Linked DNA regions of Mus musculus: region 1 is linked to region 2. Evidence: chromatin loops called from intact Hi-C (ENCODE). Cell type or tissue: heart. All regions are shown on one strand. Links, peaks and the distances in the headings refer to the core of each region. The heading gives the core; the rest is flanking DNA.

What was found. Peaks named below come from ENCODE experiments on the same cell type or tissue, not always from the same donor. Only the 100,000 strongest peaks of a DNase experiment are listed, where the experiment ranks them.
Region 1: a loop joins it to region 2, with 2.0 times the contacts of the local background. A loop is called at or near these places in 2 of 42 quality-filtered maps.

Annotation. Positions count from the first base shown.
Region 1 is chr14:51,014,658-51,020,508 of GRCm38, forward strand. No RefSeq gene overlaps it. Among named protein-coding and RNA genes, the nearest start is that of Rnase10, 9.7 kb to the left of the region's middle. In heart, for the core only: no CTCF peak of the experiment used is centred there; a DNase peak (open chromatin) is centred at 2,774.
Region 2 is chr14:50,927,788-50,933,638 of GRCm38, forward strand. Pip4p1 (phosphatidylinositol-4,5-bisphosphate 4-phosphatase 1) reads right to left here and starts at 3,062. Exons shown (of 7, transcript NM_001033271.5): 1 at 2,826-3,062; 2 at 2,347-2,537; 3 at 1,797-1,903; 4 at 1,415-1,520; 5 at 1,219-1,271; 6 at 1,034-1,124; 7 at 1-250. The coding sequence starts at 2,988. The coding sequence ends at 107. In heart, for the core only: a CTCF peak has its summit at 3,506; a DNase peak (open chromatin) is centred at 3,234; H3K4me3 peaks cover 2,803 bases; H3K27ac peaks cover 2,137 bases.

The DNA of each region.
Region 1 (5,851 bases), core at 436-5,435, 87 kb after region 2:
TATATTCATAAGTAAACATTATACAGATTGAACAGGTTGTATTTATATATGTAATAATATATATTTACTTATTTGCTTATATAAGCAAATATATACACAACATACACATATATAACAACAATTAATAAAAAGAAGCTATACATCTGAAAGAAAGGCAGAGAGCACATGAAAGAGGTTGGAGGGAAGAAATGGTGTAGCCTCCCTCAGCCTGGAAGCAGACTGATCCAGACTTTGACCTTGCTGCCACTAAGAAGGAGATTACCTAGGGTAAAGCCTTCTGACCTTGAAGGCGCTATTTACTCAGGAGAAATCGAAGACTCTGCTTCCTGATGAAAGATCCTTGAGATGTTCTGGAGACACACCCTGTAGATCACCTATGGGCTGGCTCCAGGCACCAAGAATGGGCTGGCAGGGGATGGGCCTACCCTCTTTATAAGCACGGACTCTCAGTAAACTTTGGGGGGCCTTGAACAGAAACTTGTCTTGGCCTCCATTATTTCTCTTGCCATTTCCTTCCATACTGCTCCGGCCTCCCACTCAGGAACCCAGTTAGTGTGGCCGCAGGCGGCTTACAAAATGGAAGAGGGGAAATTATGTGATTATGCTATAATCTCAAAATCCTAAAAATTATATTAAAATATTGTGTATATACTCATATACAAAATTCCTGAAAGACAGTTATCAAAACGCATCAGTGATAAAATAATCAATTCATTATTTAAGTTTTATTTTTATATTATAATTTGTAATGTCTTTTAATGTCAGAGATCCACCTGTCTCTGCCTCCCAAGTGTTGGGACTAAAGGTGTGCACCACCACACCTGGCTGGCTGTATTTTATAATTTTTCCCAAGGAGAAAAAAAAACAACAAAATTTATTGTAGAGAATTTGGAAAATTGGAGATATTATTCAAAATTAATCACTTTTATGCATGCATATACACCTTCAAAAATAAGATTAAGGTAAGATATTATGTATAGTTTTGCCTTAAACTTTTGAAGTGCAAACTTGAAATGTTTGCAATATTGCAAACACAGAAAACTTTCAAGAAGTATAAACAATTATTTTGGCACAGTAGCTTAATGTGCCCCCAACTGAATATATATCTTTCTTATTATAATATGACATTCTAAATCAGAACCATAAAGGCACCATTCAAACCAGGCTGACAATATTACCTCTGTTGCCATGTAATTCAGATGCTATTCAAGATTATCCATACAATATCCATAGCAAAAGGATCATATCAGAATTGTATATTTCCTCCAGGGAGTTTAATCTGTTTGCTGTTGGGCCAAATGTAGCTCCTTAAATTCTCATTGATTTATAACTCTGACAGTTTTAAGAACTGCAAACCACTTCCTTTGTAGAATGTTCCTGTGTGATTCTGCACCTCTCAAATGAAAAGTATGACAAGAAAATAAATACTAAATATCAGATTTTAACAACCATTTGCCACTATTAGAGGCCTATCATCAAATACTGTTGTAGTCTTTTGAATAAGAATGCCCCTCATAAAATCATATATTAAATGTTTGGTCACCAGGAAATAGCCCCATTTGAAAGGATTATAAGGATTAGTAGGTGTGGTCTTGTTGGAGGAAAGTGTGTCACTCCAGGTGGGCTCTGAGGTTTCAAAAAGCCCATGTCAGGTCTAGTCTCTCTCTCTCTCTCTCTCTCTCTCTCTCTCTCTCTCTCTCTCTCTCTCTCTGTCTCTCTCTCTGTCTCTCTCTCTGTCTCTCTCTCTTTTTCTCTCTCTTTCTCCTGAATATCAGGATGTAGTTCTCAACTACTTCTCCAGCACTATTCCTGACATGCCTGCTGCCCTGGTCTCTGATAGTAATGGAATAAACCTCTGAAACTATGCAAGCCCCAATTAAAGGTTTTCTTTTACAAGAATTTCCATGGTCATGGTGATTCTTTGCAGCAATAAAACACTGACTGACTAAGAAAGAAGTTGAATAAGTAAGGTCCTATAATGAGGAGTAGGCCCAAAAGTACTATTGGCACAGCAATGGCACTAGTAGAGTACTGGGAGCAGGAGAATAAAGGTTGACACCTGTTTGAAGATTCTTAGTGTCTTTTTTTTCCTTAACATTATTTTTGACCATCACTAAACTTTCTATAATTACCCCTAACTGGTTGGCATAGAAGGAACAAGTTTTGCCCAATGCAATCCAAAGACCACCTTGTTTCATGAAGAACAACCTCTGCTAAGAAGACTACCTGGACTTCCAGATAGGAAATAGGACTTTCCAAATGTGCTCAGCCTATGCCTACTTGAATACTGACCTCTTTCAATGATCTTTGGCTACTTTGTGGGTTTTTTCTTCTACCCTTTTTCTTCTGCCCTTTCAACCTCCAACAATACATAAGAGAGAAAAGGGGACAGAGAAGAAAGGGAAAAGATCCCTGAATAAATTCAGGGTCAGAAAGGGGGAACATTACTATTAGACTACTTCCTGTTGACTAGGGGCATTAAGTTCCTTGGGGGCAATTATGATCATCGCCATCCAGATATTTAATTTCTTCTTATTGTTGTTTCTTCTTCTCTTTTTTTGTACACGACTACATAACAAACTGTGACCAACAGCAACCAACAACCTACCTACCAGGCCCTAGTATTTATAGACCCTCTGAAAAGTCCACAGAATTCCAAACATCACACAGAATCACAGAAACTATCTGCAGTTGGCAAAATCACAGCCCTGCTAAATATACTTGCCAAGCACATCTGTTGGAACCGATGTCTTCAAAATTCCAGGGGGTGGGGCGAGGGGAAGCTCTACAGAGTGGGAGGTGGTTAAGCATGCCTCCTTGCCAAACAAACAAAGAATAATTCCTGGCCCAAGGGCAGATTGTCAGCTTCTTTCACTAGTATGGCTGCAGAAGCAACTGCCTGAAAACAAGTTGGCCAACTGGCAGAAAAAGAATCTGCCAGGTATTCTGAAGTTTTAGTGGCGTTTTTGGGTAACATACTTGGTTGGAGGACTTATTTCTCTAATAGGGGGTTAGATCATAAAAATATGGGTTGGGGACTGAATAGGATTCAAAGTAAGGTGAGCTTTGGCCTTTCTAAAGGATGTGGTGACCCATAGTTTTTGTAGTAAGTATCTCTGAATTAGGGGACCGAGCAATCTGGAATGGCTATGAAAGAGTTGGTCATAATACTTTGTCCCAAGCCCACCATCTGAGAGCCATGGAGGGAAGGAGAGAAGTCTGTCTAGTTGCCCTTGCATGGCTGTGTATAGAGACAACACTGATCCCAGGGTCACTGTCAGAACTGAGTGGGCTGTTCCTGTGTCTACCAGGATTTTAACAAACTTGCCCCCTACCTTTAATGTTACCCTGGGCTCCTGGCAGCTCAGTGGAATGGAGCCCTGACCTTATCAGTCCTCATCCAAATGAAGAAGGATGTCCTTCTTCCCTCTTCTGATTTGGGCATTTATTCTTCTAGTGCCTTTTTTGTTTACAATAAGTACATTGGTCCTTCTAGCTCTTCCTTTTGAAGTGTCTCTGGCTAACCCCTCTGGGATCACTTTTATGGGTCTCGCTGAGCAGTGTTACTACTCCTTGGTCAAAAAATTTTCCATCTACAGAATCACAGTTATTGTAAACAGTTTGCTTAATCACCAATAATTGAGACCTATTCATACCCTTAAATGCTTTTAACTTCTTAGGCTCCTTTCTAATAACTGGGACTCACTATATAACAAAATCAATATTGGTTGCTCACTGGTTTTCTGGCACATCTGAGTCAATGAGAGTGCTCCAGGAATACATAAGGTGATTCTTGGGACTCTTGTATAACCCTGCCCCTTTACAGCTGCCTTCAATCCTTCTAACAAGAGCTGGCAGAAATTGACCAGAGCCTTCTTGGTTGGTATTGGGGTCCTAGTCAGAAAGGGGAAAATCTGCTCTTTTGGGGGATGCATTGTCCTTAGGTGATCCTTTGCCTCCTTCCTTCCTTCCTTCCTTCCTTCCTTCCTTCCTTCCTTCCTTCCTTCCTTCCTTCCTTCCTTCCCTTCTCCTCCTCCCCTCCTCCTCATTCTTTTTTCAAGACAGGGTTTCTCTGTGTAGCCCTGGCTGTCCTGGAACTCAATCTGCAGACCAGACTGACCTCAAATTCAGGTATTTGTCTCTGTCTCTCAAGTGCTAGGATTAAAGGTGTGAGCCACTACCACATAGCCAGAGATTATCTTGTCTATCTTCAAACAGGGTCTTGTCCCAATCTTCAGCCATAAAGTAGGTGACCTGGAGCTGTTGGCTTTCATCCCAGGTGGCTGGTGGGTGTAAAAGGAGTACACATGGCTCCAGCTGCATATGTAGCAGAGGATGGCCTTGTCATGCATCAATAGGAGGAGAGGCCCTTGGTCCTATGAAGGCTTGATAGATGCCCCTGTATAGGGGAATTGAGGGCAGGGAGGTGGGAGTGGGTGGGTGAGTGGGTGGAGGAACACCCTCATAGAAGCAGGGGGAAGGAGGATGTAATAGGGTGTTTTTGAGAGGGAGGGAAATGAGGAAAAGGGATAACATTTGAATGTAAATAAATAAATAAAAAAAAATATATATATATAAAGACAGTCTCAAAGAGACTAATGAAAGCCTGAGGTTTTTCTCAGTTTTTCAGTTATACAGGTCTTTAGTTGAAAAGAAGACATAAACCATGAATGATATTGAAAAGTTTTCAGATCTTGAGGCTGCTGGGTATACCTCCCTTAAAGAGAGAAAAGGGGGTATTGTTTTTACTTACCAGAGCCACTCCAGTGTGTGGAGAGTGAGCATGAATTGGAAGAAAATACCTCTTCCTTCTGAGCATGCCCAGAAGTATTTCCCTCTTCATGGGCATGACCAGAGTCTGTAAAATCCAAGTTTTTCCTCCTGGCCCCAGGCTCCTAGAATAATGACTCTGAGAGTCAAATATTTTTTTACAAATACCTAGGCCATAAGCTAGCCACAGCTTTGGGCTGTTCCCTGGTTAGAACATAATTTAATATCCCTGTAAGGGTTCAAAATTCACTGAAGGAAGACTCCAGACTCAGGTAGTATGCAAAACCAATGAACATTTATTCTGCAACTAGCATGCTAAGGTCACCTTTGTTTCTGAATGCCAACACCAAACAGAGATATTCGAGGATGTTTTATAACAGAACTGCTTATTGTTTCTGAGATAACAATGGACTTTTAAAACTTAGGGCACACGCTGGGCAGTGGTGGCGCACACCTTTAATTCCAGCACTTGGGAGGCAGAGGCATGCAGATCTCCAAGTTCAAGGCCAGCCTGGTCTACAGAGTGAGTTCCAGGACAGCCAGGGCTACACAAAGAAATCCTGTCTCAGAAACAAAACAAAAAACAAACAAAACAACTTAGGGCACATTCCAAGGGGTTATAAAAAACCATTAACTGAAGGTCATAAAGAAGATATATACCACAGGACCACAGGTGTAAAAACAGAAGATAATATGTTGACTGGGAGCTGGGCAGTGGCATGCCTTTAATTCCAGCACTTGGGAGGCAGAGGCAGGTGGATTTCTGAGTTTGAGGTCAGTCTGGTCTACAGAGTGAGTTCCAGGACAGCCAGGGCTAAACAGCGAAAACCTGTCTCGAAGGAAAAGGAAAAAAGATATTGACTTGTTTTATCTATATAAAACTTCAAGGACAGCTTAGTCGTGGTATTTATCTTCCTATGAACCTATAAGGTAGGAGCCGATAACTGTTCCTAGTGGATATGTATACAGACATTCTCTGTTATAAACTTCTTATTTAATTTATGACCTAAATTTATGTGTAAACTCATACTGATCTATTTACCACGTGAACACACTCTGAAAGTTGTACAAGTGTTGAGAA
Region 2 (5,851 bases), core at 548-5,547:
GGAAAAGGGAGGCAGCTGTTTGGCTTCCTTGTAGAAGTCCAGAGAGCCTTTTGTAGTGTTACTGTTGGTACCAGGCAGCGGTCAGGCACAGACTGCATCAAGGGGCTCAGGAGAAGTTCTGGACAGGATGGCTGACCTTCATACAAGCCCAATAAAGGGCCCGACCCAAACATAGAACAGCCAACAAAATGACAAATGCCCAGGCTGCGTAGATCCCTCCATATTGCTGTGCATGCTTCCATGTACCAAACTGACAGATGAGGAAGAAGAAAAAGATGAGGTTACTTTTGGTATCTACTATTTCAAAGTCCTAGAAACAGTAATGCAATGCAAACTTCTGTCTCTGTACCCCAATCACTTGTAACACCTTCAGGGGTCTTTCCAAGATCAGGTGGTTTAGTGCTTCCTTCCCTTAAGCAGTAAAGTACTCTGCCATCCCAGGCATCTGCCAGCATTTCTCACATCTACTGAGTGAACCAGGATTGCTGATAACTCATTTCTTTCTCCAGAGTGGGGACACTGTTTAGCTTCTTAGTTTATTAGTGAATTTTAACTTTAGTTCACCTCTACCTAAAAGTATACTCCCCCTACATCCTATCACCAGACTCATTTTAGGTTTTTATTTTATAAGGCAAGGGTCTCATGTTGGTACCCTGCACAGCCTCAAATCCTATAGTCAATGGCCTTGAAATTCTATGCTCCTGCCTCTACCTCCTAGGTACTGGGACCACAGGCTTGCACCGCCATGCTCAGTTCTGCTCAGTTTGTGTGGTGCTGGATGATCGTGTTCATGCAAGCTAGGCCAATACTTTTACCAGCTAAGCCACATTTGCAGCTGGCAACAACCTACTCCCTCATTTTGTATTATAGATGGGGTCTTGCTATGTAGCCTGGGCTACCTTAGAACTGCCTGTATTCTTTGATTACAGGGACAGAACCCAACACCAGCTCTCTCACCATTCTTTAAGGTATCACCTTCTCAAATCTTAGCCTGTGATGAGGCTGGTAAGAGGTTTGCATTGAGGCTACTCACAGCAAGGCCAGTGGCAGTGACTGCCAAGAGTAAACCAAGCAAGAAGCAGCAAATACATCTCTTCCTAGGATATCGTCTCCCAATAGATGACCTGTGGGGAGCCAATAGAAACTGATATTTGGAATAGCCCTGTTGATTTTATGCCACCCACCACCCAGTCACCAGTACAATCCCTAACCACTTACACTTTTCTGCAGTGAGGGCATCGTGCCAAGGTTCGGTCTGTGAATTCTGTCCACTATGGAAAAAGAAGAACAGCCATAGAAAGAAGGCTCTCCTCCATGAGAACCCGAAAGCAGGGGGGAGGAGGAAATTCTTTTCAGGATTTACTACTATTCCTAGTACTTGCCTCCTCCAGGGTTTCCCAATATCCCTCCTCACCAGAAACGTGTTCTTGCAATGTCCACAGATGACCCTGACACCCATTGGCTGTGGCTCTGGACTCAGAGGTCCTGGATGCACAGGCCCTAGGTTGATGATTCTTTTGCTATACAGGGGGAAAAGTATGTTTTTAAAATTCTTAGTTCTATTTGGATCTGATGACACACTGCATCCCAGCACTTAGGAGGTGTAGGCAGGATGACTAGACATTCAAGGTGCTACTACACAGGCCTTCCTGCCTCCACTTCTCAGGTGCTGGGATTGAACACAGGCATGCACCACCTTGCCCAGCTCTAGATTTTTGTTTGTTTTTTTGTTTGTTTGTTTCCCTATTGCTTTACAACTTTCCTTACATATGGCCTTCTCTTCTTAGGTCTCTTACCAGTAGGGCCGAGGGCAGGCAATCCGCTGAGAAGTCACTTTGCAGATAAGGAGACAATTACAGGGGCATCGGACATACTTCTTTCCTGGAGGTGCATTCTTGATGGGCTAGAGAACAATGAATAAAGGAACAATGGGCATTTCAGCAGAGAAGCCCATTATCCCAGTCCTCTGCAAGGACATTACTGAGAAAGAGAATCAGACATTTGAGATATACAAATGTTGCCAGCAGAGTAGAGTGTGCCTGTGAGACTGGGGCAGGAAGATTGCAGAGTCTGATGGGAACCCGGGTCATTGTGAGATCGTCTCAGAAAAGCAGAGAACCCCAAAATACAAAAATCAAAAGCAACTGCAACAACTGCCAGTGAGAACTACACTTCAGGTCCAGGAAAGATCAAAAAGTGAGAGCTTGGTGAACGTTATTTTTAGTGAGTGGCTTCTAAAGAAATGGCTGCTGCAAGATGCAGGAACTGAAAGTTTCATGAACAGGGTGTTGAACCAGAAAGAGGATCCAGGAAACAAGGCCCATTCTGCAGATAGTTATAACTCACAGTGGCTTCGTTGCAGACACCACATTTGACTACATGCTGATGCATCTTGCCTTCCACGTTGATCGGAGACTGACAGACGCGACAGGTAATCATGGGGGCACTCCCACTATCCGGGCTAGTCAAGGGTGAGTAGGGGGGTGGGTCCTCTCCAGGCAACACGGCTGGATGTCCCTCAGGGAACGGGGGAAATGCTACGAAGAGGAAGCAGATAAACCCAAAATCATCATTCGAACACTTCCCACGGATGCTCCACGGACGTGGGGAACCCTCTGAGTAAGCTCGATCCGCTGCTCACAAAAAAAGCGCTCAGATCAGTTTCCTCAAAACCCGCTTTCAGGCCAGGCTTAGGCAGTGATTGCGGACCGAGGATGCCTCGCCCCGTGACAGGTGCCACGGGGCCACACCTGGCGCGGAAGCAGGCTCCGCCCCCTGACCCGATCCGCCCCTAGGCCTGCGTGCACCTCAGACCTCCGGCTTACCCTGGGGCGGGGCATGTTTACCGGCTCCGTACGGAGGTGCGGAGGGCGTCAGGCCTCCACCGGGCCCGGTCGCGCTCCCGCCCGGGCCCGCTAAGCCGTTGCCACCAGCGCCGCCATCGCCGGCCTCGGAGAGCAGCGGGGAGCGCTCTCCGTCTGCCGCCATGGCGACTCCCGCTCGGTCAGCGACCAGCTCCCGCCGCCGCTGCCACCGCCGCCGCCGCCGTCGCTACCGGGTCCCTAAGGCGCCTGCGCGCCGCGTTCGCCCGCAGCCAGTGCCGCCCCGCTCACGTGACAGGCTGGCCCCGCCCCTCTGCGCTGTCATTCGTGGACCTGAAACAGTTCCCGGTTTGTAAGGGAGCGTCCCTTCTCCATTGGAGAGAGACGTGTCACGTCACTGTCACATGGTCTTCCCGTAGCTGCTGAGTCCGTAAACACTGCACGTGACTCGAAGTTGTGCGAGCGATTGGAAGTGGGGCGGTCGCGCTACCTCCGGCCCAGGTGGGCGGCTGCCCCGCACGCGTCACGTGCGCAGCCTGTCGCGTGAGTCGCTCCTCATTGGGCCCAAGTCTCCCGTGGGACGTAACCCTATTGGCCCAAATTTAGCGCCAGAACGTGAGGGCGGCTGCCTTCTGGCTGGCAGGGCTGGTATCCTGGGCCGCGGGAACCGCCCTAAAACCTGGACAAGAATCGAAAAGCCACCGGGAGCTTGAGGGCTTAGCACGCTTGTCTGACTTGGCACAAGGCCCCCGAGTAGTGGTGATGTGGTTGCGTATGCCTGTAAATGCAACACTTGGGGAGATGAGTTAGGAAAGGGAATTCCAGGGTAGCGGAGAGAAACACTGAACTACACAAGGAGGATCAGAATACAAGAGGGCGGGGCACTGGGAAGATGCGTTAGCGGTTAAGGGAACTTTCTGCTCTTTCAAAGGAGCCTAGTTTGAGTCCTAGGGCCGATGCTACCTGTAACTCTACCTCCTGGAGATTGTGCACCCGGCAGCTACATACACGTGGCTTAAGTGCGTGGGCACACACACATATATATAAAATAAAAACGTCCAAAGTTAAAAAAACAGAAGGTCACAGTGTAGGGCTGTAATCCCAGACTATGGAAGATGGAGACAGGAGGATCAGACATTCGGGTTTGGCTAAGAGTTTGAGACCAGCCTGAGCTATATGAAGACTGTCTAAAAGCCTAGTGCGCATGCTGAGTCTGAGGCTGGCTAAAGCAAGAGGATCATGAGTTTGAGTCCGATTTGACTCACAAACGGAAATGAGAGACTGTTCCTGTAGGATGGTTATGGTGATGCTATCTGGTGAACTTAATGGTAACCATGCTGGAAGCCCTAGGTTCCCTTTCAGCGCCTAAAAAAGATAATAATAATAATTTTTTTTTAATTCTGAAAATGTGCTGTACTACCACTGCTACATCCACAGTCTTTAGTTTTGAGACAAGATCCTGGCTTGGAATTTGGTGATTCTTCGCAAACCTCCCGGGTAATTGAGAATACAGGCATTTGCCTCTAAGCATAGCTGTAAAATTATAATTAATTCTACAAGTGTCTCTACAAGGGTTAAGGTTGGAACCAACCTGAAAGCCCCTCTCAAAGCATGTGTGCAAGTGCTGTCTACGGAAGCTGCCATGGGAGAAAAGCAACTAAAACCCCCTACAAATCACAATGGCCAGCCCAGCAAGAGTGGGTTCAATAGTGTGGCACTTCATCTCAAGGGTAACCTGCTGGACTTTAGGCCTGGGATGGTGTGCTTCTGTCAACCTTGTCAACTACTGTGGCTGGTGACGTCATGGGCCCTAGGAGAAAACCCACTGCTGCTGCCCTCCTAAAACACTAAAATTCTGAACAGCATTCTAAATAAATACCTATATATATGTATCCACACGTCTGCCTGCTCCCCCCCCTCACACACACACACACTCTCTCTCTCTCTCAAATACACCATTAAAGAAGCAGCCTTTCCTCAGAGCAGATGGAGGCCACTACAGTGATCCACAACTGATCTAAATACCTCCATTGCTGAAATGAAAATTATCTTTTATTAGTGTCTCTCTCCACCGATGGAAGGGAAGTGCATCATTTTACTCAATTGATGTATACTGACCTGTCAGATATATACACATGTGTTTATTGATTCAGCTAGTGACTCAAATCCAAAGATAGTTTTGTCATATTTGGTAGATGAACGTCTTTAGACTTTGCTTAATTTTTGTCTTCAGCAAAGAAATTGTAAATGGAGGCTTTTTTGTTTTGGTTTGATTTTTTTTTTTTTTAAATAGGGTCTCATCCTTGAACTAGGCTGGTCTTAAATTCTTGGCAAGTCCCACCTCTCCTCAAAGGCCTGAGACACCATGCCTGATTCTAGGTTCTGATAGTTTTAGACACAGGTTTTTTTTTTTTTTCAGATTAGTTTCTACCATCAGACTTGTCTTCAACAACCCCAACACTCCCCAGCACATACTTAAAAAATGAGTCACAGCTCTGCAGACAACAGGCCAGTTTGCTGTTCTTGCTGATTTCTGCTATAGACTCTCAATTAGGTTAGGTTTCGCTATTTGGGCCCTTGCTATATATAGCCCCCCAAATCTATCCTTTTGTGATACGATACCTCCATCTTCACTAAAGTTGTGTTTTATGATAACTTATATCCGGTTCTAGCTATACAAAAAAAGTTAAAAGTAGAACTGGGGACATATTTCAGTGGTGAAGCACTTGCCTAGCACACATTATGCCCGGGATTTCAATCCTAGTATGCATTCCTGCCACCAAAACAATGTAGGGAGGAAAGAACCCATTTTATACTCTGAAGGGTCAAAGTAGAATAAATGAGTTTGTGTGTGTGTGAGAGAGAGAGAGAATAAATGGTTTATGTATTTATCTACTGTTCATTCATTTATTCATTTGTCATTTGGCCTCTAGGTGATGTTTTTGTTACAGATCAAATACAGGGTGTAGACTAGAAATCAAATGAAAGTAAATGTTAGCCACTAGATTGGATATTTTCTGACAAGTATG